Regions from separate parts of the Mus musculus genome. Here region 2 is linked to region 1. Evidence: chromatin loops called from intact Hi-C (ENCODE). Cell type or tissue: gastrocnemius. All regions are shown on one strand.

Evidence for each region. Peaks named below come from ENCODE experiments on the same cell type or tissue, not always from the same donor. Only the 100,000 strongest peaks of a DNase experiment are listed, where the experiment ranks them.
Region 2: it touches region 1 in a loop (2.1-fold over the local background); 5 of 42 quality-filtered maps call a loop at or near these places.

The regions. Positions count from the first base shown.
Region 1 is chr4:141,428,755-141,431,254 of GRCm38, reverse strand. No RefSeq gene overlaps it. Among named protein-coding and RNA genes, the nearest start is that of Srarp, 6.1 kb to the left of the region's middle. In gastrocnemius, a CTCF peak has its summit at 1,189 (motif pointing right); a DNase peak (open chromatin) is centred at 78; H3K27ac peaks cover 75 bases.
Region 2 is chr4:141,505,826-141,508,325 of GRCm38, reverse strand. The region is part of intron 3 of Spen (spen family transcription repressor); the gene reads left to right. Among named protein-coding and RNA genes, the nearest start is that of Gm4123, 28 kb to the left of the region's middle. In gastrocnemius, CTCF peaks have their summits at 1,210 (motif pointing right) and 1,808; DNase peaks (open chromatin) are centred at 1,199 and 1,750; H3K4me3 peaks cover 552 bases; H3K27ac peaks cover 1,988 bases.

The DNA.
Region 1 (2,500 bases):
GGTATCTCAAATAAGTGGAGAGAGAAAGAAAGGAAGAGTCACAGGCAGAGGCGGTGAGGACAGCAGGCTAACACTGCCCCCTAGGGGCACAGGACAAAATGAGCTTGTTTTGTCCCAAGTGACCTGGAGACCAGGTGGAATGGAAGGCAGCAAAGCTCCGGGATGAAAACTACTATAACGTTTACTAGTTTGTTTAATGACCACGATATTTACTTATTTAGGGTGTTTGTGGGGGGATAGAATCTTGCTACTTCTCCCTGGCTGGCCAAATTTCATGACCTAAACCAGACTGGTCTCATTCTTGGACAATTCTGCCGCCATCTTTCAAGCACTGGGACTACTCTCAGGTTGGCACGCTTGGCTGTGGCTTTTTTGTTGTTGTTGCTGTTGTTGTTGTTGTGTTTTGTTTTGTTTTTTGAGACAGGGTTTCTCTGTGTAGCCCTGGCTGTCCTGGAACTCACTCTGCAGACCAGACTGGCCTCGAACTCACAGAGATCCTCCTGCCTCTGCCTCTCAAGTACTGGCAAATTCTATCAACAGGACACAGATGTCTACTGTGACCTACCAGACCTGGTGTGATGAAACACCTCTACCCCTCTCCTCTCTCCACTTTGTTATCTGTGCGCTTACTGCCTGTTTCCCCAACTAGAAGGTCATCTCACATCAGACTGTGTGAGACCTCAAGGGCTTTCCTTAGCCTCCTTGGGCTTTCATTCTCTATTCCGTAAAATAGGTACAAGATAGTGCTTCCACTGGGGGCCGAATACAGCCCAGCAGTAGAGTGCTTACCTAGTATAGTAATAAAAAATCATTTAAAGAATGTCTCTTAGTGACGCACGCCTTTACTTTAATCCCAGCACTTGGAAGGCAGAAGAAGGCAGAGCTCTGAGTTCGAGGCCAGCCTGGTCTACAGTCTGAGTTCCAAGACAGGGAGGGCTGCACAGAGAAACTCCGTCTTGAAACAAACAAACAAAAAATTTGAAAAAGGATTCTAGAATCCTGGCACAGGCAGGGAAGAAGCCGAGGGGCTGGCCGTTATCTCAGGCCAAGGAGAGAGATCATGTAATATAAAAGACTCATGCCCACTGGGAAAGCGGGGTACGCCCTGCCCTCTCCTCTTGGGCATCCCTGAGTTAAAGAAAAGAGGTGAGAGGGATACTTGCGGAGAAGCCTGGAGCTGGACATCTCCCTCCGACCAGGAGGTGTCGCTCTACCATCAGCCGGACTGTGGTTTCCAAAAGCAAAGCCTTTGCTCTGTTCATTCCAGCTTGGAATAATGAGGGTGGATACCAAGTATGGTGACTTTACTGATTCTAGCCACTTGGTGAAGGTTCAAGGCTCAGGCACTGCTCTTGTTCTCAGTACAGGCAGCTGTCGTTGTAGGTATAAGCTAGAGGCTGTGTGGGTAGCATGCCACTCAAGACACCCTAACTCTCTCTCTCTCTCTCTCTCTCTCTCACACACACACACACACACACACACACACACACACACACGGGGTCACTGCCAGAGCTTGGCAGTACCTTCACCAATAGCCTCTCCTGGGATCTCTTCAGCAATTGCAATTCTGCCTTATGGTGCCAAGCCTCAGCGTCTCCTTGGGATCCCTTCAGCCCTGGGCCTTCTACTGCAGTAGGCTGCACCTTCATCAGTGGCTTTTCTGCACTTCTCTCCAGGAACCCCAGTCACACAGTGCCAGGTCTAGATGCTCTCCATGACCCCTCCATGCCTTCAAAACCCGCTGACACACGGGATACGCTTACACATTACAAAGTTTGGCTGCCAGTGCAAGGGAGAGCTTTGGTCCCTTCTGGACCACAGGTTCAGGATGCTGACCCAGAAGATTTCATCTCAACGATGCTGATGCTGGTCTCTCCTAAATTACAGCAGACTTCTTCAGCCCCGGCTGACCAGTGTTAATTGTTCCAGCAGAGCAAAGGTTTCAAGTAGTCATTTGTTTTGTTTTGAGACAGTCTCACTATGTAGCCCTGGCTATCTTGGAACTCACAGAGATCTACCTGTTTCTGCCTCCCAAGTGCTGGGATTTAAGGGGTACATCAACACACCCAGAATTTTAGTGACTCATTTTGTTTTGTTTTGTTCGAGACAGGGTTTCTCTGTATAGCTCTGGCTGTCCTGAAACTCACTTTCTAGACCAGGCTGGCCTCAAACTCAGAAATCTGCCTGCCTCTGCCTCCCAAGTGCTGGGATTAAAGGTGTGTGCCACCACGCCCGGCCATTTTAGTGGTTCTTAATTCAAGATATCGAATGGCCCTGATAGGGTCTTTAAGGGACTCACAGAATTTCCCTCTGAAACTTTACAAGTTAGGTGTCCATCATTTGTAATCTATCTCCGCATTACTCGAGCATCTTCAAGGCTCCCACAGAATAGCCCTCTGAGGGTCCAGCATTTCATGGCTCTTACAGCCTAAACTTCAGGTGCCTCCACAATCCTCCCAAAACCACGGAATCAGATTTACCACACCGGACACAGTACCAA
Region 2 (2,500 bases), 77 kb before region 1:
TCTTAACCACTGAGCCATCTCTCCAGTCCCAAGTAACCAAGTAAGAGTTTTTGGGTTTTTTTGTTTTTTGTTTTTTGTTTTTTTTTTTTGGTGGTTTTTTTTTGTTTGTTTGTTTGTTTGTTTTTGGTTTTTTGAGACAGGGTCTCTCTGTATAGCCCTGGCTGTCCTGGAACTCACTTTGTAGACCAGCCTGGCCTCGAACTCAGAAATCTGTCTGCCTCTGCTGCCTCCCGAGTGCTGGGATTAAAGGCGTGCGCCACCACACCTGGCATGTAAGAGTTTCTTGCTGAGTGTGGTGACACATACCTTTAGTCCCAACCCACGGTGGGGGGGGTGGGGGGGCAGAGGCAGGCTCGCCTGTTCTACATAGTGAGACCCTGTGTCCTGAATAAAGGAATAAGTCAGCGTAAGATGAATTGCTTCAATTGAAACGGTATTTTTTCCATTTGAGTGTTATGGAGAAAAAAAGAAGTACACACATGAGAATTTGTGATAGTCAGCAATTAGGTTTATATTGCTTTTTTTGGACTAACAAATGAAATATATATATATTTTGGGGCCCTTAGGAAGATTTCAAGTAAAGGTTTAGAGAATTTCTTTTTTACTTAAAGCAGCCAATGTCAAAAATTAAAGATAGAGGGTTGTTTTGTTTTGAGGAGGGGCTATTGGGTATGGGATCTAGGCCCTTTGTCCTGCTCTCCACTAAGCTCCACCCTCTAGCTGTATGTACTCTTAAGAGGGATGCCTCTTATGTAAGCCCAGGTGAGGGGCTGCGTTGCCTTACATGAATTACTTGAGCCTCTCCAGGGTTCAGAAAACAGCATCAAAGAAAATGTGCTGAGCAAAAACTATAATCATGACTGTGGGCCTTTCTAGCCATTAGGTGATGTTTCTAGTTTGTAATTCCCTACTGTTCATGGTGGAATCCAGTAGAAGTCAGATAATGGTATTATCCACTAGGGTTTCTGCTTCCTTGAAGTATGGTATCCAGATTTTCCTGGAAGTTATCTTCAGAACTGGTAGTCAGTGGCCAGACCCGAGGGACAGCAACTCCTCACCTCCCGCCCCCACGCCCAGAGTGTTCGTGCATGCTCCGCTTCATGCAGTGTAGGGCTGTTGAAAGGTGGAGTGTGTTTAGTAGAGTATTCTGGTGAGGATGGACGGACGGACTGCAGGTTTTCCCTTCCCATCCATGGCAACCTGCAGGGGTCACTGTGTGGCCTTCTTTAGCAGATGTTCTGTTTTGGCCACTGCAGGCCTTGCTTGCCACACAACCTTGTGTCTTAAGGCTGTGGGGCATGGCTGGGCTGGGAGTGGTGTGAGTTAAGGCAGGAAAGATGGGAGCCCAGTTCCAACTTCGATGAGCCAGGGGCAGGTGCATTCCTAGCTGGTTTCCCAGAAACGATGTCAAATCTAGAATTTTAGTAACGCTTAAAAGAAGTGTTTGTGTATGTGTGTGTGCATCTGTCTGACTGTCTGTCTGTCTGTCTGTCTGTCTGTCTGTCTTTTGGTGGTTTTCTGGCCAGAAGAATAGGTCTTCAGTTTGGGGCTTAGATGCTGAGCTTACTGGGGTTTGCTCTGCCCCTGGAGAAAAGAACCTGGAGCCCGTGGCTGAGTTTTGTTTGAGAAGCTAGGAACTGTGTTTGTATCTTGAACCAGCCTGAACTGGAATTATCCGGTTTGAGTTGGCTGTTTGCCACCTCCTGAAAGCTTCCTTGTTTTGCCAGCCTTTGCCTTGTTTGTGGCGTTGCTGGGTGCAGTGGGCAGAAACTGCTGCTGGGACTGTCCAGCCTGGTAGCATGGGTGTGCTCTTGGGGGCGGTGTCCACCAAGCCCAGAGGCGGGGCCGCTGGCCGGCTGCTGTCATAAGTCCTCTTGTCCTCCGCCTCTGCTGTAGTCCACCGTCCTCCTGTCTCTGCCTTTTCCATCGAGCAGGTGACCAGAGCTCCCTGGAGCTGCTTTTAGCCTTGCCAGGCTTTCTGTTCTTTCCCTTGGACTGTGCCAGGGTTGGTTTTGGTTAGGTTGAAAGTAATTGAAACAGGTTATGGTAAATCTGTGCTTGATGGAGTGTGGATTTTTTTTTTTTTTTTTTTTTGGTTTTCCTAGACAGGGTTTCTCTGTATAGCCCTGGCTGTCCTGGAACTCACTCTGTAGACCAGGCTGGCCTCGAACTCAGAAATCCGCCTGCCTCTGCCTCCCAAGTGCTGGGACTAAAGGCGTGCGCCACCACGCCCGGCTCTGGAGTGTGGATTTTAACTTTGATGAAATGTTTGTTTGTTTTCGAAGCAGGGTCTCACTGTGTAGCCCTGGCTGCTTTGGAATTTACTATGTAGACCAGGCTGACCTTCGAACTCAGAGGCGCACCTTTCTCTCCCTCCAGGTGCTGGGATTAAAGGTGCTGCCCTGTCTCCTTTGTTCTGTTTTTATACAAGTTTCTCAAGTAGCCCGGGCTGGCTTCCACTTTCTGGAGGTTCTAGAAATTCTGAGGACTTATGACAGCA